2 separate regions of the Homo sapiens genome follow, and region 1 is linked to region 2. Evidence: read pairs that join two places in POLR2A ChIA-PET (ENCODE). Cell type or tissue: OCI-LY7. All regions are shown on one strand. Each heading gives the region's core, and the rest is flanking DNA. Links, peaks and the distances in the headings are about the cores only. Region 1 overlaps SVOP (SV2 related protein). Region 2 overlaps USP30 (ubiquitin specific peptidase 30).

Evidence for each region. ChIA-PET counts read pairs that join two places held together with the same protein. Peaks named below come from ENCODE experiments on the same cell type or tissue, not always from the same donor. Only the 100,000 strongest peaks of a DNase experiment are listed, where the experiment ranks them.
Region 1: POLR2A ChIA-PET joins it to region 2 with 16 read pairs; 3 of 35 experiments call an interaction of 5 or more read pairs at or near these places.

What each region holds. Positions count from the first base shown.
Region 1 is chr12:108,960,732-108,973,384 of GRCh38, reverse strand. It overlaps SVOP (SV2 related protein), which reads left to right. Exons shown (of 16, transcript NM_018711.5): 5 at 909-980; 6 at 12,338-12,462. Among named protein-coding and RNA genes, the nearest start is that of SVOP, 54 kb to the left of the region's middle. In OCI-LY7, for the core only: CTCF peaks have their summits at 5,176 and 5,388; a DNase peak (open chromatin) is centred at 5,384.
Region 2 is chr12:109,056,143-109,068,795 of GRCh38, reverse strand. USP30 (ubiquitin specific peptidase 30) reads right to left here. Exons shown (of 13, transcript NM_032663.5): 2 at 12,005-12,114; 3 at 10,688-10,870; 4 at 1,169-1,272. It also overlaps the pseudogene RNA5SP372. Among named protein-coding and RNA genes, the nearest start is that of USP30-AS1, 8.5 kb to the right of the region's middle. In OCI-LY7, for the core only: no CTCF peak of the experiment used is centred there; DNase peaks (open chromatin) are centred at 5,925 and 6,565; H3K4me3 peaks cover 2,242 bases; H3K27ac peaks cover 7,711 bases.

The sequences.
Region 1 (12,653 bases), core at 1,595-9,594, 94 kb after region 2:
ATTATACATACATAAACTGTCTGCTTCTCCCTTGGAACGCTTCTGTGTACCATCCCCACTCCCTGCCCTCGGACATGCCACAAGAAATGCTTTTTGGGTCAGACCAAACTGAATCTGTGCCCTCCCCTCTCTGGCCCTCAGTTGCCTTATCTGTGAAATGGGGAGAATATAAGCACCCACCAAGTAGGGCTACTGTGAGGATGCAGTAAGATGTGTGCATAAAGGCTTCAGCATGGTGTCTGGCACTTGGAGAGGGAAGAGCATGGTGATGAGGTGCCAGTCAGCCTGCTTGGGCTTAAGACTTGCCTCTACTCTCTCCTTTCAGGGAGGCGGAGCAGGTTTCTAATCTATCTGAGCCTCAGCTCCCCATTCTGTCATATGAGTAGGATCATTCAAATCTCACCAGCTGTTACTCCAAGGATTAACAATGTAACAATGACTTGGCCTCCCACACAATGAGTGGTTTCTCTTACTAGTAGTTTACAGCTCCCATGCCAGCCTCCTGTATGCCAACCTCTACCTTGCAGCCCTTGGTATTTTCTCAGCAGCAGGGCAAGTGTTTCTTTGGGATGGTGTGAAACTTGTCAAAAGCTAGTTCTGGAGCCAGAATGCCTGATACCAGCGCAGGCTGCGCCACTTAACGCCTCTGTGACGCTGGTCCTGCAATTGCCTCTCTCTCTGAGTCTCAGTTCCCTCATCTGTAAAATGGGAATAATAATAGCACCCTCCCCATGGGATTGTTGGGAAGCTTGCGGGAAGCACTTAGTGTTTGCCCCTTGGCAGGCTCTCAGTGAATGTTAGATCATTGCTGTTACCTAGAGGGTGACGTCACCACTTCCGTTTGTTGTTCCCTTTCTGTGCAATGATCCACATCCTCTGTCTAATGACAACTGTCTTTCCCCCCACAGGTGGTCTTTGTAGGCATGATGTCCAGCTCCACGCTCTGGGGAAATATCTCAGACCAGTACGGCAGGAAAACAGTAAGGCAAACTTACTCTTCTAAACGCATGTCCTCTGGGTTGTCTTGGTGATGGTCTGGACAAGTAGCAAACCCGTTCTGCATTAGCAGTTGGGAGGCCTAATAAGGATGATGTTGAAGTACAGTGAGAAGACATTGCTGTAAGGCTGCTGTGGACTCTCTTCAAAGCACAGATTCCTAGTGGGGCCCACGCATATACATTTCAGAATCTAGACAATCAATGCCTATTCATATCCCCTGGACCAGAACCATTTCCTCATTACCCCTGGCTGGGGCAGTCAAGGGATACTAGATAAAGCCATTGATTCTCTTGCCCTAAAGAGAGCCATTTCTCAAATTTTGGGTTTTTTGTTTTTCTTTTTGTTTGAGACAGGGTCTTCCTGGAGTGCAGTGGCACAGTCTCAGCTCACAGTAGCCTCAACCTCCCAGGCTCAAGCAATCCTCCCACCTTAGCCCTCCAAGCAGCTGGGACTACAAGCATGCGCCAATACACCCAGCTCATTTTTGTATTTTTTGTAGAAATGGGATTTCACCATATTGCCCAGGCTGGTCTCAAATTCCTGGCCTCAAGCGATCCTCCTGCCTTGGCCTTCCCACAGCGCTGGGATTACAGACATGAGCCACTGCACCCAGAAAGCCATTTCTCAATCCCAGCAGGACTGAGCTCCAGTGTCTGCTGTGGGAGCCTGTTCATGAAGACACCCTGAATTACCTTCCTTCCCTTCCCTGTCTCACTTCTCCACTCCCCTACTGGAATCACTGCTCAAATAAACTATCTTTACTAGGATCCTTATCTTAGAGCCAGCTTTTGGGAGAGCTCAGACATGATATGAAATGGATTTGCAAACAAGAAGGAAGAGGGAACTTACAGCTCAGGGCCTTGAAATCAGGTGGACCCAGGTTCAGTGTCAATTTTGCCACTACTGGCTGTGTGATCTTGGGCAAGCAAACTGACATTTTTTTTTTTTTTTTTTTTTGAGACGGAGTCTTGCTCTGTCGCCCAGGCTGGAGTGCAATCGCACGATCTTGGCTCACTGCAACCTCGGCCTCCTGGGTTCAAGTGATTCTCCTGCCTCAGCCACCCAAGTAGCTGGGATTACAGGCACCTGCCACCAAGCCTGGCTAATTTTTGTATTTTTAGTACAGACAGGGTTTCACCATGTTGGCCAGGCTGGTCTCAAACTCCTGACCTCAAGTGATCCACCGGCCATGGCCTCCCAAAGTGCTGAGATTACAGGCATGAGCCACTGTGCTCAGCCAAATTGACCTCTTTGATTATCAATTTCCTAATACGTATAAAGAAGAAAATAACAGAACCTGTATTGGAGGGTTAATAGAGATGAATTAGGGTTAATTGAGGTGTAAATCACTGTTTCTTTTGTTTTTTTGAGACAAGGTCTTGCTCTGTTGCCCAGGCTGGAGTGCAAAGGTGCAATCATAGCTAACTGCAGCCTTGACCTTCTGGGCTCAAGCAATCCTCCCACCTGAGCCTCCCAAGTAGCTGGGACAAGACTTGTGCCACCATGCCCAGCTAATTGTTTTTTTATTTTTTGTAGACAGACAGGGTCTCACTATGTTGCCCAGGCTGGTCTCAAACTCCTGGCCTCAAGCAGTCCTCCCACCTCAGCCTCCCAAAGTGCTGGGATTACAGATGTGAGCCACTGTGTGAATCTCTTTGTACAATGCCAGGCACATGCTAGGCACAGGACACATGTAAACTGAAATTCCGAGTGTAGCATTTCTGACAAGACCCCATGCAATGTCAATGCTTGGGACCATACTTTGAAAACGATTGGCTTAGACTAAGAATAACCTACTACTGGAGCTGGGAATGGGCTACCTCAACAAACCTAGAATTCTGTTAGGAAGGAAGAAGTGAGATCTGGATGCTGGGTAGGTAACAGGCAATCTCCACTACAACTAGCAAATCATGGGCTGAAAATAAAATAGCGCGTTGTATAGCAGGCATGATGCAAAGTATGGTTCATGCGTTAGCTCATCCAATCCCCTTAATAACCATTGAAGTAGGTGCTATTATCACTCTAACTTGATAGAAGAGGAAACTGAGGCACGGAGAGTGGGCAACTTACCCAGGACCACATGGTTTGCTCATCACAGAATCAGGTCTTGCTCATTCTAAGTCTAGAGCTCTGTCTTCACTATGATGCCTGTGGCTTGAATCAGTAGGTGCTCCAGAAGCAGGTGATGGCTCAATGAATGAATGAACGTTCCAGCAATGCCATAGAGGATGCAGACTCCAGCTGCATCCCCTCTCACTGCTATTGCGCAGGAAACTTGGGCCAGCAGACACCTGGAAGATGGTGATCAATATAACTGCCAAGAAATGGTGATCAATATAATTGCCAAGAATGTAACTCCAGAGGCAGCAGGCTGGAAACTAAATGCAGCCATGATGGGCCTCGGGGTCTTGGCCGGTGATGGGGCTGGAGATGGCAGTTGGAAAGGCCTCTCTGGGGCTCCCAAAGGAAGTAAAAGCTGGTTATTACCCCCCTGTTAACCCAAGAAGGAATTACTCTGGTCTTCAGTGGCAGCTCCTTAGATTCTGCCCCCATCTGCTCTCCCACCCACTTCCTGTTTCTGGAGCATATGAGTGATGGCATGGTGATTTTCTGTTTGGAAGAATGAACAAGAGTTTAAGGACAGGAGAGAGGAAGGAAGGAAGGAAGGAAAAAAAAGGAGGAGGGAAGTAAAGAAGAAGGGAGGGAGGGAGAAGGGACAGAGGGAGGGAAGGAAGAAAAAAAGGAAGGAACTAAAGAGGGCATGAACGCGGTGGCTCATGCCTGTAATCCCAGCACTTTGGGAGGCCGAGGTGGGAGGATGACCTGAGGTCAGAAGTTCGAGACCAGCCTGACCAACATGGTGAAACCCCATCTCTACTGAAAATACAAAATTAGCCAGGCATGGTGGCGCATGCCTGTAAGCTACTCAGGAGCCGAGATCGTGCCATTGCACTCCAGCCTGGGCAACAAGAGTGAAAATTTGTCTCAGAAAAAAAAAAAAGAAAGAAAAGGAAAGGGGGAAAGAAGAAAGGAGAAAGAGAGCGAGGTAGGAAGGGAGGGGGGAGGAAGAAAGGAAGGAGGTAGGGAGAGAGAGTGAGGAAGGGGGAGAAGGAAGAAAAAAGGAAGAAAGGAGGGAGGGAAGGAGGAGGGAAGGAAGGAGAGAAGAAAAAACACCTCTGAAAATAAAACAGAGTCATTTTTGTTTTGATGGAGCTGAGCAGCCGTTAAAAGAACTGTAAAGCTGTGGCTGTCTGAGGCTGAATCCAATGTTAATCTTTAAGCCTTTAAAATAATCAAAGGAGGCCAGGAGTGGTGGCTCATGCCTGTAATCCCAGCACTTTGGGAGGACAGATCACCTGAGCTCAGGAGTTAGAGACCAGCCTAGGCAACATGGCGAAACCCCATCTCTACAAAAACTACAAAACTTAGCCAGGCCCAGTGGCATGCACCTGTAGTGCCAGGTACTCAGGAGGCTGAGGCAGGAGAATTGCTTGAACCCAGGATGGGGAGGCTGCAGTGAGCCGAGATCATGCCACTACACTCCAGCCTGGGCAACAGAGCGAGACTCTGTCTGGAAAAAAAAATTCATTTATTTGTTCCTGAGACAAACATGCACAAACACACACACACACACACACACAAAAGACAAACATGCACACACACACACACACACACTTCAGGAATCCATAATGAGGAAATTTGCTGAACCCCAAATTCTGCTATCCAATTGCTGAATCATAAGGCAGTGAGGAATATAACAGAAAATGAGTAAAAATACCTTAACTTTGGGCTTGAATCTGACACTGCATGGCTAAAGCAAGCCACTCCCCATCTAGGGCTGAAATTTCCTTATTTATATCAGAGGAGGCTGAATTAGAAAACACAGATATTCATAGCTACCATTCATTGAATCCCCAAAATGAAAGGGCAGGTGGGTTTTGTCTCTGTGTCTGTTCTAATCATTTATTAGAGGATGCCAGAAACATGGATTTGAGGAGTCAGAAGGCTCAGTGGGATAGTGCTGTGATTGACTAGTGTTGTCTGCCACAGGCACAAGACTGAAGAGTGTGGAGGGAATTTAGTAAACTCCGTGAGGAAAGGGGCTGCATTTGTTTTGTTCACTGAGTTGGCCCCAGAGCCTGACCTCCCTGGTTGAGAGTGCACACTCAATAAATACTTCTTGAGTGACTGAGCTGTGGTGGATGAGAACCAGACCTCCTTGTTTCCACTCTCTGCTACTTTCTTATCCTCTCTAGAGCAGCAACTGCCTTATCCTCTCCAGAGCAGCAACTGCCTGATGAGTGTTCTTTGTTGACCTGGAAAGTCCACAATGCACAATGGTCATTCATGTAGGATCCCAACTTCCCTTGGAAGAGTATATTTACTCTGCCACTAGGGGCAGTAATTCACTTGGCGTTCCCATATAGACATCTTCATGTTTGTGAAGGGCCTCAGAGGAGATTTTAAAGAGATTTACAGAGGGGTTTTCAGAAATGCCATTTACTGAATCTTGAAGGTTGTAACCATATTTTGGCACCTTCCAAAATAGTAGTTCTCAGTTCAGGGCTAGGGGCACTTGGCAATGTCTAGAGACATTTTTGATTGTCACACGTTGGGGGAGGGGTGTGCTACTGGCATCCAGTGCATAGGGGCCAAGGATTCTGCTTCATAGCCCACAGTGCATGGGACAGCCCCCACCACAAAGAATGACCCAGTCCAAGATGTTGGCGGTGCTGAGGTTGAGAAACCAGGCTCTAGAAAACATGTGCAAACAATATCGCCAAGTTGCAGTGATGTGGCATCCGCTCTTCATGTTCTTTCTTCATCTCCTGGGCCTGCTCAGCCCTCATTTCTTTCTTTCTTTCTTTTTTTCCTTTTTTTTTAATTGAGACAAAGTCGCGCTTTGTCACCCAGGCTGGAGTGCAGTGGTGAGATCTTGGCTCACTGCAAGCTCTGCCTCCCAGGTTCAAGCGATTCTCCTGCTTCAGCCTCCCAAGTAGCTGGGACTACAGGCACGTGCCACCAGGCCAGGCTAATTTTTATAATTTTAGTAGAGACGGGGTTTCACCGTGTTAGCCAGGATGGTCTCGATCTCCTGACCTCGTGATCTGCCCACATCGGCCTCCCAAAGTGCTGGGATTATAGGTGTGAGCCACCATGCCTGGCCTCAGCCCTCATTTCAATATTTACCTAAGAAGCTCATTTGGACAAGTGAAATAATGCAGTGTCATTGTGAAAAGCATGGGTTTTGAGGCCAGACTGCTTGGGTTCAAATCCCAGCTCCTCTAATTAAAGACAAGCTATTCAACTTCTCTGTGTCTCAGTTTTCTCATCTGTAGGTGGGATAATAATAGTCTCTCCCATGGTGCTGTTATGAGGAGTAAATGGCCCTTGTACATAAAACTCTTGGCACAGAGAAAATGACATAAATGTCTATTATTATACCACTGCCAAGCTTGTGGTGTCCGTAAATGGCAATGCCAGCATTGAAATACAGGCACACCTGGCTCCAGGGTCCACATCCTTAACCCTGACCTTGGCCGCTGGGAGACATAACTGAATTATCCCTCAGAATTTAGTTGATTAGTTGAACATTCATTCATCCCAAATAGATGAAGCCCAGGAAGGCTGCCCATATGGTGTCCCGCCAGTTCTTCCAAACAGCTTGATAAATTCCATACCCAACATGAAACCGGCCTGACCAGAGGGAAAGAGAAAGTGTCCCCAGATTGCAGAGCTTCCTCCTCCCCAGCATGGAATTCTGGCCCAACCTCAGGAAGGACAGATCAGACTCTAATTATAAAGCTTCCCCAAAATTCCCCCAGGAACACTGTGCAAGCCAGGCAGCTGGCAAGCCTTGGCAACCACCGAGAACCTCCTTGATCTGCCCTGGCCCAGCTATAAGATTCCTGCCGGGGCGTTCACCGCATGATATTGTGGGGCATTCACATACGGGGTTAGGACTCAGTGAGCCACTTTGGTTCCTACAGAAGTTTCTACCACCTGGGAGTTTGTGGCAGCCATGGAAACGTGAAGGAAACTGTAGGTGTGTGGTCTTGAAGACATGGAGATAAACGCATCCAGGTTTATATCACAGTGCACCCCTGTTGACTGAGGTGAGCTTGGGCAAGATGCTTCACCTCTCTGAGCTTCAGTTTCCCCATCTGCAAAATAGACTCCATAATAGGCACTTTAATGGGGGGATTAAATAAGAAAATGTAGCCAGGCATGATGGCATGTGACTGTGGTCCAGGCTACTTGGGGGCTGAAGTGAGAGGATCGCTTGAGCCCAGGAATTCAAGGATGCAGTGAGCTGTGACTGAGCCACTGCACTCCAGCCTGGGTGACAGAGCAAGATGTCATCTCTAAAGAAGGAAAGGAAAGGAAGGAAGGGAGGGAGGGAAGTGGGGGGAGGGAATGGAGGGAGGGAGGAAAGAAGGAAAGAAGGAAGGAAGGAAGGGAGAGAGGGAAAAAGTGTATAATACACTTAGAATATGGTATGGAGCGGTCACTATCTAGTTCAAAAGCTATTAGGTCTATCTTATCTTTAAGAAGGAAGTGAAGGTGCCTGGCAGGCGCTCGGACTCCCTCTGATGATCCTTGGGCCTCCTCGACCTGTAAATACTGTCCTTCGGTTGAACGTGTTAGAGAATACCACAGGCCACATTTGGCCCACGAGCACCAGGCTTTCTAGGCTACAAGTTGCAAACTGGTAACCCATAGGCCAAATATGGCCCCCGATGTGTTTTATTTATCCTGCACAATGTTTTATAGGATTTTGAATCAGTTGCCTCCATTTCAAAAATGACATCTTGCATAAAAATAAAGTTATGTGTTTTTTGGAAAATCAGGTAATCTGGAGGCCTGGAACCCACATTTTGTCATGGTATCTTTTGGCTAGAGTTGAACAGAGGCTGACACGACAGGGAAAGTTCCCTGTAATTCCACCAGGCCCCCATCCTTGCTGTGTTACATGTGCATTGTGCATTTATGTTTTCTGTCAGAGGTCACAGGGAGCCATCAAAGGCTCTAGAGGAAGGGAGTGGCTCATTCAAGGTTGGAAGTTCTGGCTCCAACTTTGGCACCACTTACGGATCTTCAGCAAATTGCTCAACTACTTGGGCCCTTGCTATGCTAATTTGTAAAGTAGACATGAAAATAACAACCTTTGTTCACAGGGCTGCTGTGAGGACCCAGTGTAATGTTGTGACAGTGGTTAATGAAATGCAAATGAAAGTTCCATGAAGTCAGAGACTCTGGCTGTCATGTTCCTTACGGTAGCCCAGGGCCTAGCAAACAGCAGGTGTTCAATATATGCATATTTTATGCATGAATGGATGAATAATATATATCAGTATCTTTAATGCTGGCTACACAGCATGTGTTCAACATGTGTTTATTGAATAAATGAATGAATGGGTGAAGAAAATATGTCAGTGTCTGGTATACAGCAGGTGCTCAATACATGCTTATTGAATGAGCAAATTAATGAATGCATAATGTCTATGCATCTACCCTGGAGCCTTATATAAAGGGGATGCTCAATAAATGTAAAAAGAAGGGAGAGAGGGAAGGAGGAAAGAAGGAAGGAAGGAGCTATCAATCTATAGAGGGCAGAACAGATATTAGACGGAATGACAGTCATAGTTAATGAAAAGCCCAAAGGCCCGTGAGACATGTCTGCGGAGTCCCAAACAAGCTATTGGGTGGGGCTTGCTGGCAGTACCCCCTGCTTTTGTAATATCCATGACAGGCCTTACACAGGGTTGCTGAGCCCTCATTTTGGGGCAGCTGGAAAGCCCTGGCATCAACAGACAAATGCAGAGCCAGCTGCAACCTGTTGTGATCAAACAGGACAGATAATACGGCTCCCAGCAGACCTTGAAGGAGGGTTAACTCCCATGCACTTGTCTCGGTGCCTTCTTTTCTCCCGCTGATGCCAATTAAGTCTTCTGTTTGATTCAAGACTCCTTGGATTCCAAGGAAGAAAGTCCCTATTAAGTTAGCTTAAGCCAAAAGAAAGGGATTAAATGTCTGTATGGCCAGTACCGATGTTACAGTCATGGATTTAGGAGTGCAAAAATGTTGCTTTATTATTATCATCACTTCCTAGACTTTAGTAAATCCTGTGCCACCTATTATCTTATGTACTTAATATCTTTCTTCTTTCTTTCTTTTTTTTGATTTAATTTTTGTAGACCAAGGGTCTCGCTATGTTGCCCAGATTGGTCTCAAACTCCCAGCCTCAAGTGATCCTTTTGCCTCGAGCTCTCAAAGTGCTGGGATTACAGGCATGAGCCACCTTGCCCGGACCTGAATAACTTTCTTTATATCAAATTGCTTTTTAAAAATCGATCACTTGTAACATGGGGCTAATAAAAAAATTGTAATATATTTTTGGAAAGTGAAACTATACAGTCTTAATTGGAAGATCAATAACAATTGCCTTAAGTAGGAAGTGACTGCAAAAATAAATGCAACACAAACAAAGCAATGTTATTAAATTCTTAGTGGTTGTGGTTGTCCCAGTGCCTTCTGTGTTAAATAGAGAGGAGAGTAGCTATTTTTTAAAATGTGTTGGCTGGGTGTGGTGGCTCATGCCTGTAATCCTAGCACTTTAGGAGGCTGAGGTGGGTGGATTGTTTGAGTCCAGGAGTTCGAGACCAGCCTGGGCAACATGGCGAAACCCTGGTCAACATGGCAAAACACTTACTCTACCAAAAGTACAAAAATTAGCTGGCCATGGTGGTGCAAACCTGTAATACCAGCTACTCAGAGGCTGAGGCAGGAGAATCGCTTGAACCCAGGAGGCGGAGGTTGCAGTGAGCTGAGATCGTGCCACTGCACTCCAGCCTGGGTGACTGAGCGAGACTCTATTTCAAAAAAAAAATAAATAAATACAAATAGATAAATAGGTGTTAAAGACAGACTGGCACCTCACGGACTCTTTGACATAATCATAAAAATGAAGACTGAAATGAAAAAAATAACTTTCTTGTGAGGTGATGCAAAATTATTTAAAATATTCTCTCTGCCACATAAAGTCATTTTCTAAAAGACTCGAAATCATTTGGTAGGCTTCCAAATTTCCTCACTCATCTCCTTTAATTCAGTTTAATATCTTAAAGCAAAAAATCAGTATGTTTCATACTTGCCCCCTGAAGTGTTCCCTGGGGGACAGGAAGGTGAACTCACCCTTGGAGCTCTGGGAAGGGTATTGCAGAAAGAGGCCTGACCAGACCTCACAGAGCAGGTTGAAAATGCACGTGAAATTTGCATTTTACCCTCTCATATTTGGCATTGATTGTGATATAAAAATAGTATTTGTTTACTCTTAATTTTTTTTCCAATCTCTAAGGGTAATTAACACTCCAGGAATATGTGCCATGTTTGTCTTTTTTGTTTTGTTTTGTTTTGTTTTGAGATAGAGTCTCACTCTGTCCCTCAGGCTGGAGTGCAGTGGCAAGTTCTTGGCTCACTGCAACCTCCACCTCCCAGGTTCAAGCAATTCTCCTGCCTCAGACTCCCAAGTAGCTGGGACTACAGGCACCCGCCACTCCACCTGGCTAATTTTTGCATTTTCAGTAGAGACAGGGCTTCACCATGTTGGCCAGGCTAGTCTTGAGCTCCTGGCCTCAAGTGATCCCCGGCCTCAGCCTCCCAAAATGCTGGGATTACAGATGTGAGCCACCGTGCTCGGCCCCATGTTTGTCTTGAAGCATTGTGTCCCTCTGTGGTTCTTGACCCTATTGAACACATGCCCTCTTTACTTTAAAAATGTGGAAAATGTGCCTCTGTAATCCCAGCTACTCAGGAGACTGAGGTAGGAGGATCCCTTGAACTCAGGAGTTCAAGATCAGCGTGGGCAACATAGCAACACTCCATTTCTTTAAAAAAGTGAACACTGAATAACGCCTTCTTAACTATCCAGAAAAAATTTCCAAAGATAAAATAACCTAGTCATTCACGTACTTTAAAAAAGAAATCAGCCAGGCGTGTTGGCTCACACCTGTAATCTCAGCACTTTGGGAGGCTGAGGTGGGTGGATCACTTGATCCCAGGAGTTTGAGAATAGCCTGGGCAACATGGTGAAACCCCATGTCTATAAAATATACAAAAATTAGCCAGGCATGGTGGCACACATCTGTGCTTCCAGTTACATGGGAGACTGAGGTGGGATGATCACTTGAGCCCGGGAGGTTGAGGCTGCAGTGAGCCGAGATTGCACCACTGCACTCTAGCCCGGGCAACAGAATGAGACCCTGTCTCAAAATAAATAAATAAGAAAGAAATAAGTTACTTGTTTCATTTGCAAATTAGGAGGATGTAAGAGTATGTCATTCATTAAAATAACTTCAAAATGAGTTTGCCCGCACAGGAAACTGCCTTTATATTATGTTTTATTCTTCATAGTAAAAATATCACTCAGTACAGTTATACTTTGATATAGTTTTATCCTGGTACAATAGATGTTAGAATAATGATGCCAAAATAAACTTGTTAATGAGAAAAAGAAAGAAATCAGTTCTAAAGTGCTAACTAGGAGGGAGAAATTTAAAACGTCATTAATAAAATAAAATTTATTTTTAATATGCAAATGTTTACCTACAACTCTGTCTAGATGACAAGAGGAAGGGGTCAATATCTGCCCCTGATTGTAAATACGTTTGGACTTAACTGAATATTGTTGATGGTTTTTCTTTACATTTGACCTTTTAAAATAAGGTTTAGATCAGTGTATTCATAGATAAACCCTGAGTGAAAGCTGACACTGAAGCTTCCCATCAGTGACTCAAATGCTGCACACAGCGTTGTCATTGACAGCATGGTTTTCTGAAAAGAACAATTTTGTAAAGTTCCAGGTAAAACAAAGTAAATTTTCTTTTGACTTACCTGAAAGTTGCGTTCCTGAAAAATTAAGTGTATATTCACACTATGCCAAAAAAAAAAAAAAAAAAGTCTTGAATGTGTGAAACAGAGCAAAAAGTCTAGGTGCAGATCATCAGAAACAGAGTTTCAGCTGCATGATGGTCGGGCAGAACATTTGAGATGGTATGAGATGCAGGACAATCTATTTTGTCTCCTGTATTGTGGAATATCTGACATATCTGGCCCAGATTGGCATTCAATGCCAATCATTGGGACAACCAAGAATGCCCCATGATTTTCTCACCCAACCCCTGTGGGTTGGCACTCCCCATACAGAGGAACCCAGTACCCCCTTGGTTGTGTAGGCTCCCTTTAATGTGACCCCATTATCGGCGGCTCTCAGTGAGGTGCAAACGCTACCTGGAGGTGCTGAAAAGCCCTTGTGATTCCGTGTCTTCCTTCTCTTCAGGGGCTGAAGATCAGCGTGCTGTGGACTCTGTACTATGGCATCCTTAGTGCATTTGCGCCCGTGTATAGCTGGATCCTGGTGCTCCGGGGCCTGGTGGGCTTCGGGATCGGAGGAGTTCCCCAGTCGTAAGTAAATACCCAGTGCTGGCTATGCAGCCAGGCTGCCCATCCACGTGTCTGTTCATGGTCTGGATCAGGAGTTAGGGGCTGAGATGGGGCAGCAGGGGTGCAGAGATAGCTATACCAGGGCTTCCAGGATCAAGGAGCTATGGTGTAGCAAGAAAATAGCATCATTATCAGTATTGTTATGATCAACA
Region 2 (12,653 bases), core at 2,711-10,710:
CTACAGCACGATGTGGGCTCAGTGACTGCTGTGGGCTGAAGATGTTGGAAATACTTCCAAGGAGTGACTGGGACCTAAGTGAGTCCTTGATGGAGAAGTCGGACCTTAAAAAAGTTATCTGATGTCCTTGGTGACTAAATCTCCAAGTTATTCTCTCAGTTTAGGGAAATGTAAAATGTAGATAAATAATTCCAGTTACCAGAGGAGGATTTTAAAAGTATTTTCTAAATAGAAAAACGTTGCAACATACAATTGGATTAACTGAGATACATTTTAAGAAAGTATAGATACCACCACCATGTCTAAAAAGTGACCTGTGGCTTCAGAATAAAGCAAAAACAAGAGAACACCTTTAAAAATAAGGGGTGCTAGAAAGCCTCCCCAGCTCCCTTTCCAAAAGTCTCTCGATGCCCCTCACGTCGGCCCCACAGTTTTGGGAGGTCCAAGATGCCGCCTCCCATTTCTCTGGATAGTGGCGGCAGACAACGCCTACACGAAGCTGGACAAGGCCATCTTGGAAGTGTGGCTGTGGAGGATGCACCTGTATGTCACTGGGGGCTAGATTTTTTCATCTCTAGAACTTCATTCTCTTGGCCTCTGCTTCAGACTTGCTGTTGGTAACAGCGGTCTGGCGGGGAGGAGGGTGGCCAAGTTCCAAAAAAGGCAGCAAAGCTGTAGTTGTGGAAAAGGGAGGTGGGAGTGACTGAATACGGCCTTGAAATTGCATATGACATCTGCTTGAGGTTTCGGGCTACTTTAAGCAAAGCTCCGAAGATTGATTTTTTAAAAAATGAGGGTGTGGTCCAGAAAAATCTTACCTAAACCTCTGGGCCTCCAAGGTAAAGTCACCTGCCTCTTTCTAAAGAACCCAGGTGTCCCTATCACTTATTGGAGTGCCAAGTCACTCAAGAACTAAAAAGATTTTGCTCTTTGGCAACTGTGTGTTTATGTCCCATCCTGCTAACCTTCCATCCACTGAGTGAAAAACAGCTGTATCTCCCCTCTGATCATGAGAGCAGGAACAAAGTTGGTACTCTGGTCCCAGAACACTAAAGTTGTCTAAAATGTCACAGAAATGTACACTGGGGCCAGGCAATTTTAAGGTCAGGCCCCAAGTCACTAGGGGAAAGGATTCTCCAAGCTAAACCTGTTCAAATGTTGTACTCACCTGTTCTTCAAATGATGAGATCTGCCATCTGTACATTCTTAAGACATCCAACAAGCAGCTTGCATCTAAGACCTCATCATCAGTAACTTCTTGGCAGGACAAGGCTGGAAACAAAAAAGGTAAGACAATTATTAAATTCATCAGCATAACAACTAACCAGAAAACTTGCACAGTATAACATATCAAAGTTAATTAAAAATTAAAGACCGCAGGCTGGGTGTGGTGGCTCATGCCTGTAATCCCAGAATTTTGGGAGGCCGAAGTGGGCAGATTACAAGGTCAGGAGATCCAGATCATCCTGGCTAACATGGTGAAACTCCGTCTCCACTAAAAATAAAAAAAAAAAATTAGCCGGGCGTGGTGGTGGGTGCCTGTAGTCCCAGGTACTCGGGAGGCTGAGGCAGGAGAATGGCATGAACCCGGGAGGCGGAGCTTGCAGTGAGCAGACATCGTGCCACTGCACTCCAGCCTGGGTGACAGAGTGACGCTCCATCTCAAAAAAAAAAAAAAAAAAAAAAAATTAAGGACTGTAGGATTAACCTTAGAATTAGGTATTTTTCATCATTCTTTGTAGCTTTACCCAATGCTTAGTACTCTATTAGGCATTTATGTTTACTGAATGAATGTAATTTTTCATGAGGCTGCAGCATTTAAATGAAGTAACCGATTCCTGTATCTTCAAACTATCATCATCAATATAAATTTGTTGCAAGGTTCTTATTGAGCAAAATGATTTTAACTCACAACTTTCAGGTTGGGAGGGCCCTTTAACATTCATCCAGTCCAACCCCATATTTGGTGCTACACTCCTCTCCACAGGGCTGTTTCCCAAGGCCTTTGCTTGTATTTGTTTGTATTTGAGTTTCTGATTTTCAAGGCAAAGCATCAAGCTATATGCAGCAGCCTAAAGGGTCTTTTGAGTAGTGTACTTTTCTTTTTTTTTGAAACAGAGTCGTGCTCTGTCGCCCAGGGTGGAGTGCAATGGCGTGATCTCAGCTCACTGCAACCTCCGCCTCCTGGGTTCAAGCGATTCTCCTGCCTCAGCCTCCCGAGTAGCTGGGATTACAAGGCATGCGCTACCATGCCCGACTAATTTTTGTATTTTTAGTAGAGATGGGGGTTCCCCCATGTTGGCCACGCTGGTCTCGAACTCCTAACCTCATGATCGCCCACCTCAACCTCTCAAAGTGCTGGGATTACAGGTGCAAGCCACTGCACCCACCCGAGTGGTTTACTTTTCAATCACAGGTAGAATCAGGCCTAATAAAAGTTTGATGGGCTTATTTATATTATAATTACTTCTAGACCAAGGATTGGCACTTTTTCTGTAAAAGTCCAGAAAATAAACATCTTAGGCTTGCTTTTTTTTTTTTTTTTTTTGAGACAGGGTCTCATTCTGTCAGGCTAGGGTGCAGTGGCATGATCTTGGCTCACTGCAGCCTTGACCTCCTGGGCCCAAGCAATCCTCCCATCTTGGCCTCCTGAGCAGCTGGGACTACAGGCACATGTCCTTGTGCTCAGCTAATTTTTGTATTTTTTGTAGTGACAGAGTTTCACCATGTTGCCCAGGCTGGTCTTGAATTTCTGGGGTGAAGTGATCTGCCCACCTTGGCCTCCCAACGTGCTGGGATTACAGGTGTGAGCCCCTGTGCCTGGCCACATCTTAGGCTTTGTGGACCACATGGTCTCTGTTGCAACTACTCAACTCTGCCACTGCAGCACAAAAGCAGCCATAGATGTAAAAAGAAAATAACATTTCAGGACCTTCTAAATGCATTATGCCAAGGGAAAAAGTGCTGGAAACAGTCATGTAACACAGCTGCTTTTCTTCTCTGGCGCATGGCCACTGCTTCCTGACCTTTGTGTTGAGATGTTACACGTTAACCAGACTCCCTGTTCTTCCCTCAAACCTAGGCTGAATGGACTGGAGATAGAGATCCTTGTGATTATTACCTCTTTACAACAGAATGGTAGGCAACCCCCTAAGAGTGTAATCCATAGTAGCCAATCAAATCTTACATCTGTATGTTAGCCATTGTATGGAAAATGTTATAATTCTGTTCAGTACCTCCGTTTTTGTCATATAAATGATCCCCACTTTTCCCCACACTGGGAGCACTGATCACCATTTCCTGGGATTTGTGTGTCCCCAGACAGCCGCCTTCACACTTTGTGCTTCAATAAACCCTTTTAGCTGGATCTCGAACTCTTTGATTATTTGAGGCTGACATAGGCAGTACCTAAACAAATGGACATGACTGTGTTCCAATAAAACTTTATTGACAAAAACAGGTGGTGGGCTGGATTTGGCCCATGAGCCATCAGGTGCAGACTCCTGATCTTGGCCACCCTCCTTCCCAGCATGTTACACTAGACCAGTACTGCTAGAGTGTGAGAGAAAAAAATACAGAAGCCTGCCTCTCAGTGCAGTTTCTGGAAGTTCAGTGACTCCCAAGATACAGTAGGCCAGCCTGTTTCTTCTTTCTGACTTGCCGTCAATGGGCTTGAAAGATTCCTTTAAAGCCCAGACTTCTGGGCTGCTCTGCCTATGAAGTAGCCATTCTTTTATTCCTTTACTTTCTTAATAAACTTGCTTTCACTTAAAAAAATAATAATAAAGTCCAGGCTTCTGCATCAGTGTGTATATACCCTGGGGCTAGCCCTTTCCCTCCCAGGACAAAGGGAGCAGGGTTGGGAAATGAACCACATCTTTCTCCCATACCCCTCGGGCAGCCCTTCTGTTAGCTCCCCCCACCAACTACCCCCCAAAGGAAAATTTTAATGCCTCCTTTAACCCAACTTTGTCTAAAATACTATGGGGCAATTTGGCAATATCTACTAACATTTTCATATTGTACAATCCAGCAATTTTACTTTCTCAATCCAGCAATTTTTTTCCTAGAGAAATGCATGCTTAGGTGCATAAAGGGATATGTATAAGGATGTTCACTGTAGCCTGCTTATCTTGACAAGGAGCTGGAAGCAAATGCCTGAATAAACTGGGGTGTCTTGACATTATGGAAACTATGCAGCTGTAAAAGTGAATGAGGCCAGGTGCAGTGGTCTACGCCTGTAATCCCAGCACTCTGGGAGGCCGAGGTGGTTAATCACTTCAGGTCAGGAGTTCAAGACCAGCCTGGCCAACATGGTGAACCATCAACTCTATTAAAAACAGCAACAGCAAACACCCAAAAATTAGCCGGGGGTGATGGGTGCACACCTGTTGTCCTAAATACTTGGGAAGCTGTGGCAGGAGGATCACTTGAACCCTGGAGGCAGAGATTGCAGTGAGCTGAGATTGCATCACTGCACTCCAGTCTGGGCAACAGAACAAGACTCTGTCCCAAAGAAGAAAATAAAAGTGACCAAGGTTTGCAAATCACATCTGATAAGGGATTAATACCCAGAATATATGAACTCAGAACTTCTAAAACTCAACAACAAAAAACCAAACAATGCTGAGCGTGGTGGCTCATGCCTGTAATCCCAGCACTTTGGGGGCCTGACACAGGCAGATCACAAGGTCAAGAGATCGAGACCATCCTGGCCAACATGGTGAAACCCTGTCTCTACTAAAAATACAAAAATTAGCTGGGTGTGGTGGCATGCACCTGTAGTCCCAGCTACTCAGGAGGCTGAGGCAGGAGAATCGCTTAGAACTCAGGAGGCGGAGGTCGCAGTGAGCTGAGATGGCGCCACTGCAATCCAGCCTGGCAACAGACTGACTTCTCAAAAAAAAAAAAAAAAAAGAAACCCAATTCAAAAATGGGCAAAGGACTTGAACAGACATTTCTCCCAAAAAGATAGACAAAATGGCCAATAAGCAAATGAAAAGATGCTCAATATAACTTATCATTAGGGAAATGCAAATTAAAGCAATTACCATACCATTAGGATGGCTACTATCAATAAAAACAGAAAATAATATCTGTTGGTGAGGAGAAACTGGAACTTTTATGTATTGCTGGTGGAATTATAAAATCGTGCACCATCTGTGGAAAACAGCACAGCAGCTCCTCAAAAAATTAAACAGAATTACCATTTGATCCAGCAATTCTACTTCTGAGTGTTTACAGAAAATAACTGAAAGCAGGGAATTTGGACACTAATGTTCACAGCAACATTATTCATGATAGCCAAAGAATGAAAATAAGCCAAATGTCCACTGACTGACAGAGGGACAAACAAAATGCTGCATATACATGCAACAGAATATTATTCAGCCTAGGCCTGGCGTGGTGGCTCACGCCTGTAATCCCAGAACTTTGGGAGGCTGAGGTGGGCAGATCACTTGAAGTCAGGAGTTCAAGATTAGCCTGGCCAATGTGGTAAAACCCCGTCTCTACTAAAAATACAAAAAATTAGCCAGGTGTGGTGGTGCACGCCTGTCATCCCAGCTACTCGGAAGGCTGAGGCAGGAGAATCACTTGAATCTGGAAGGCGGAAGTGGCAGTGAGCTAAGATCGCACCACTGCGCTCCAGCCTGGGTGACAGAATGAGACTTTGTCTTAAAAAAAAAAATAGAAAGAATATTATTCAGCCTTAAAAATGAATGAAATTCTGATACATGGTATAACATGGATGAACCCTGAAGACATTAAGTGAAATAAGCCAGTTACAAAAGGGTGAATATTATATGAGTCCGCTTAATGAGGTACATCTTATAAATATGAGGAAACTCATGACTTAATGAGGTCTGAGTCAAATTCAAAGAGAGAGAAAGTAGGGCAGTGGTTACCAAGGGCTAGGGGGAGGGGAGAGTGGGAGTTACTGTTTCATGGGTACAGTTTCAGTACGGGATGATGAAGAGTTCTAGAGAGGGATGGCCGTGACTGCTGCACAACAGTGTGGCTGTACTTAATCTACTCAACTATATGCTGAAAATGGTAAATTTTATGTTATGGATATTTTGCCACAATTTAAAAAGTAGGCAAAGGATATAAACTAGCAATTCACAGAAGACAAACTATAAGACCAATACACTCAAAAAAGAAAAAAAAGGCTGGGCGCGGTGGCTCAAGCCTGTAATCCCAGCACTTTGGGAGGCCAAGGCGGGCGGATCACGAGGTCAGGAGATTGAGACCATCCTGGCTAACACGGTGAAACCCCGTCTCTACTAAAAATACAAAAATATTAGCCAGGCATGGCGCCTATAATCCCAGCTACTCGGGGGGCTGAGGCAGGAGACTAGCTTGAACCCAGGAGGTGGAGCTTGCAGTGAGCCGAGATCATGCCACCGCACTCCAGCCTGGGCGACAGAGCGAGACTCCGTCTCAAAAAAAAAAAAAAAAAAAAAAAAGTGAAGGAGGTAGAGCTACATGTACTAAAATGGACGCTTCTCTAATGTATTATATTTGGCCATGTAAATCACCAACAGAACAAAACAATATACAGGCCAGGTGTGGTGGTTCATGCCTGTAATCCCAGCACTACGGGAGGCTGAGGCGGGTGGATCACCTGAGCCCAGGAGTTCAAGACCAGCCTAGGCAACAGTGTGAAACCCCATCTCTACTAAAAATACAAAAATTAGCCAGGTGTGGCAGCACGCACCTGTAGTCCCAGCTACTTGGGAAGCTGGGGTGGGAGGATAGCTTGAGCACAGGAGGCTGAGGTGCAGTGAGCCGAGACTGCACCACTGCACTTCAGCTTGGGTGAGACCCTGTCTCCAAAAAACAAAACAAAAACAAAACAGAAAACAAAAAAACCTACAATATATAATTTCTATGGATGCATAGAAATGTATTCAAATGCACAGAAAAGGGTCTGGAAGGATTCACCTATAGCTTCCTTTTGGGAAAGGTGGAGGGGAGCAGGGTTGAGTATTGATAAAGGGGACTTTGGCCTTCTCTGTAATGCTTTAATCTTTTACAAAGAGAACTGATTCATGCATTACTTGTATAATTAAAAAATTATTTATAGGCCAGGCATGGTGGCTCATGTCCGCAATCCCAGCACTCTGGGAGGCCAAGGCAGGCAGATTGCTTGAGCTTAGGAGTTCGAGACCAGCCTGGGCAACAAGTCAAAACCCTGTCTCTACTCAAAATACAAAAAATTAGCCAGGCCTGGTGGCATGTGCCTGTAGTCCCAGCTACCTGGGAAATGGAAATGGAGGATTGTTTTGGGCCTGGGAGGCAGATGCTGCAGTGAGCTGAGGTTGTGCCACTGCACTCCAGCCTGGGCGACAGACAGAAGAACCCTGTCTAAAAAAAAAAAAAAATTTTTTTTTTTTTTTTTAAACCAAAGTTAGAGACATTGGAAAGCAGAAGCAGAGAAATGAGCAGACATCCTGGGACAGCAGCCCAAGGATGGCTCTGGCTCCCAGCACTGGGTCCCATGTGAAGGATAAGGGCAGTGCTGAGGTCAGGGTTAGGATAACTCATGTGGACATTTCAGCTTTCACAAAATCTTTGGAGTGGTGTTTTTAACCCATTTCCCATTTGCCCCAAGAATACTCCTGTCTTTAATCCTAATGTAACATCATATACATTTCTGTTACATTAGGATTAGAGACAAGTTCTATTTAGAAATAACTCCCATGAACATGGCTGGGTGCAGTGGCTCACCTCTGTAATCCCAGCACTTTGGGAGACCAAGATGGGAGGATCACTTGAGGTCAGGAATTTGAGACCAGCCTGGTCAACATAGCAAGACCCCATCTCTATTTTTTTAAAAAAATTAAAAAGGCCAAGCATGGTAGCTCACGCCTGTAATCCCAACACTTTGGGAGGCCAAGGCAGGTGCACCACTTGAGGTCAGGAGTTCGAGAGCAGCCTGGTGAAACCCTGTCTCTACTAAAAATACAAAAACTAGCCAGGCGTGGTGGGGCATGCCTGTAATCCCAGCTACTCGGGAGGCTGAGGCAGGAGAATTGCTTGAACCTGGGAGGCAGAGGTTGCAGTGAGCCGAGATCCCGCCACTGCATTCCAGCCTGAGTGACAAGACGAGACTCATCTCAAAAAAAAAGGAAAGAACTCCAAGAACAGTTTTTCTATTTTCGCATTTAAAATCAGTCAGATTTGCTTCGGCCTCAAAGAGCATGTTTACGTAAAATTAGATGAACGCTGGCAGCGAGTTGCACATTTTTTTTTTCTAAACCAGGAATGGGCTAAAAAAACAGGATAGTAAAAGAAATTATTCCCAAGTCACCTCTTCCACAGAAAAGTACACTTGCTTCATAAAGATTTCTGTGTCAAGCAGAGCTCACATGGGAAAATACCTCAGTGAAGCACGATTTAGCTGAATGTTTTTTAAATCCAATTTTCTCCTTACAGTGAGAGCAATATATGCTTATTGTTAAAAGTTGAAGTATAGTTTTTTTCCAAAAATGATTTTAAAATTACCAATGACTGCACAATACCAAAATGGCCACTGCTAACATTTCAGCATTTTTCAGTCCAGTCTTTATCTGTGGAAGTTCCTACCTTGATGAAGTCAAATTATATTTTGTACGCTGCTCTTTAAATTTAATATTACAGCCTATGCCCTCACCCAAATTAAAAAAAAATTTCATAAAAGTGATTCTTAATGGCTGTATGCCATCGATTACTTTATCATTTTCCCATCTAAGTGCTAGCCAACCACTACCCGGCTTAGCTTCCGAGGTCTGATGAGATCAGGTAAGTTCAGGGTAGTATGGCCACAGGTGATTGCTTAATGATTCTGTTTGATATCTACATTCTTTCCTTTTGCCATTATAATTAGGTGTTGGAGATCTTTGTGCATACATTGCACTCTGTATAATACCCATGGAATGTCAGCAGATTTTATGAAGAAAAAAAACAGTTCTACAGTCAAAAAGTTGGTTTAAAAATGAAGTTGGGCTAGGTGCAGTGGCTCACGCCTGTAATCCCAGCACTTTGAGCTGAGGCAGGCAGATCAGTTGAGGTCAGGAGTTCGAGACATGTCTGGCTAACATGGCGAACACTGTCTCTACTAAAAATACAAACATTAGCCGGGCGTGGTGGCATGCAGCTGTAATCCCAGATACTAGGGAGGCTGAAGCAGAAGAATCGCTTGAACCCGGGAGGCGGAGGTTGCAGTGAGCTGAGATCGTGCTACTGCACTCCAGCCTGGGCAACAGAACAAGACTCTGTCTCAAAAATAAAATAAAATAAAAATAAAAATGAAGTTGGGGCCAGGCGTAGTGGCTCATGCCTGTAATTCCAGCACTTTGGGAGGCTGAGGCAGGCATACCACTTGAGGCCAGGAGTTTGAGACTAGCCTGGCCAACATAGTAAGACCCTGTCTCAACTAAAAATGCAAAAAATTAGCTGGGTGTGGTGGCACAGACCTGTCATCCCAGCTACTCAGGAGGCTGAGGCACAAGAATCACTTGAACCTGAGAGGTGAAGGTTGCAGTGAGCTGAGATTGTACCACTGCACTCCAGGCTGGGAAAAAAAGGTGAGACTCTGTCTCAAAAAACAAAAACAAAAAAAAGTTGGGTAGGTTATTTCTTAAAACCTTTACCAAGCCAGTGTATATTGTGACTCTCCAAGTTGGGGGCTACCATTCAGCCATTCCTAAACTTGTTTGCTTTTAGACTCCATTTTTCAGGCTAGTTAAGTCACAATCTACGTTTCTAACCATTTTCATAAGGCGGACTCCCAGACATGGAATTACTGGGTCAAACAGTACTGAGTATTTCGCAAGCTATTATTGTGTAGTTCCAAACTGCTTTCCAGAAAAGTGGCACTAAGTTACACCCCTCTCAGCGGTGTATGGATGTATTGTCCAACAGCTGGACAGGGCTGCAAATTTGTTTTTTAATCTTTGCTGACAGGCAAAAAACAGCATTTTTATTTTGTTTATACTTCTTTGATGATGGTCGAGTCGAACATTTGAGTTTGTTAGCAATTTGTATTACTTCTTTTGTGAATTACCTTATTTTCTAGGCTAACGGACATTTTTTTTTTACTTTAATGTTTTTGAAACCAGAATACTTCTTACGATGAAACTGTTTATGTGGCAGTGGATTTCTTTCCTTCCTTAAAAAGCTGTTATTAACTTGACAATTTAAAAAATAAATGGTTCCATCTTTGATTTTTTTTTTTTTTTGAGACGGAGTTTCGCTCTTGTTGCTCAGGCTGGACTGCAATGGTGCGATCTCAGCTCACCGCAACCTCCGCCTCCCGGGTTCAAGCGATTCTTCTGCCTCAGCCTCCTGAGTAGCTGGGATTACAGGCATGTGCCACCATGCCCAGATAATATTTTTTGTGTTTTTAGTAGAGATGGAGTTTCTCCATGTTGGTCAGGCTGGTTTCGAACTCCTGACCTCGTGATCCACCTGCCTTGGCCTCCTAAAGTACTGGGATTACAGGCATGAGCCACTGCACCCGGCCTCCATCTTTGATTTTTAAAAAATACTTGTTTGTATCTATTGGGCTCTTGGTGTTGTTTATTCATAATGATCTGTATGATCTTTTCCTACAATAAGGTATTAACTCTTTGTTATAAGAGTCTCTGTCATCTGGACTTCTTTGAAAAGGTACATAATTCCCTTGAAATTCCCATCTAGATACCTTTCAGAAGGTGCAAGAGTGTTAAGGATAAATACTGGTGTGAGGGGGGCTCCTTCTGATCCCTGGAGTACTGGGAGGTGAACTCTTCCAGCCACCTGATGAAAGCAGGACAGGCAGACAGGCCTTGTAGCAGGGAGTTCATGAAGCAGGTGTTCCCTAAATTAACAAGGCCAGGCACAAGCCCTAAAAAAAAAGCAGGGGGAAGAAGAGAACAGTATATCACATTTGATCAATTTCTCTCCCATGTGGGACCCAGAGTTCCTGCGCTGTGGCCTTAAATTTGGAATCCCGATCCAAGAAGATCCTTATCCACAGAGATCTGGGGCCAGGCCTTCTATCTGTGCCAAGGCTTGGTTCTAGTACTGCTCCGCAGACTGTAAGCACAGAAGGACAGGTCCCCTTTGTGTGTTATTTTTGAAACCTATCATGGTATCCAGCACAGCTTGGTTCTTCCTAAATGTACAAAAACACTTAGTAACCATCTCCTGTCTTTTTCTCTTCCTCATTCTCCCCTACATGCTCTCTTTCTTCTTTAATCAGAAAGCAATGTTTCTCAGAACAGAAGAAAACAATTGTTCTGTTGTTACTTCCCCAGGACAATGATTCTGTTCTTATCTTAACAATCACTGGGAAAGACACCACTATACCAATTCTGATCAGTCTTTCTGCAGAGATCAATGAAATCTAATATACTTCTCTCTTCTGCTAGCAATCTTTTAAAAAAACTTTTTATTATCAAAGTTCTCAAAGACACAAAAAAAGGAGGGAGAATGTAAAATAAACCTCAATTATAACTGTCCCCAGATTTAACAATGATCAAATTTCACCACATTCTTCTTTCTTTCTTTGCTGAATTTTAATCAATGTTACATAGAGCCACACTTTCAAAAGGGAGCATTAAAAAAAAAAAGAAAATAATTTTTTAGTAATGAAGGCACTAACTTGAAATTTTTACCAGTTACTAGCAAGCTAGTCTGAGAGAACACAAATGTATGATGTAATTGGTCAGTCTGTACCACTGAAAACTACAATTGCCGTACTAATGAGAACACTTCTTAGACAATTATGCCGCTTGACATTTTTCATTACAAAGCATGCCTCCAACTCCAGTCTGGAGAGGGGCTGAAATAGAAATCTTTTTACTACATGGTATAAAATAATGACTAACGGTAAAAGTACTGTTTGAAAACCTGAAATCCTAATTTTAAAGATACAGAGAACAAATATGACCAACCTCCCCACCTTCTTTGTACTGTTTTCAGATAACAGGGATCTGGGTCAAGTCTACAGACCATGATGCAGTGTTCTCATTCTTACCTTTTCTACGCTTCTTTCTTTCTGTAATGGGACCCCAAATAACATATATTCCTGCTGCAAGAGCAGCAGCAATTCCACCTATAACTCCCCAGTTCTTCATGACTTTATATCTAAAAAAGAAAACAAGTTTACTGTCTTCCCTCACACAAACACAAAAGGCAAATATACAGATATAGACAGAATAACATTTTGTCAAAATAACCCACCAAATACCTAATTGCAAGTTAAAGTAACATATAGTCATAGGATTACATCTTGAAAATCAGGATGTTTAGACATTAGGATTTAAAATCTAAGTCAGCTGGGCACGGTGGCTCATCCCTGTAATCCCAGCACTTTGGGAAGTCAAGGCAGGAGGATCCTTTGAACCCCAGAGTTTGAGATCAGCCTGGGCAACATGTGGAAACCCTGTCTCTACTAAAAACACAAAAATTAGCTGGCCGTGGTGATGTGCACCTGTAATCCCAGCTACTCGGGAGGCTGAGGCAGGAGAATCACTTGAATCTGGGAGGCAGAGTTTGCACAGAGCTGAGATCGTGCCATTGCACTCCAGCCCAGGTGACAGAGAAAGACTCAGTCTCATAAAAAACAACAACAACAACAACAACAACAACAAAAACTAAGTCAAATCATCACATTCCAAAGGCTA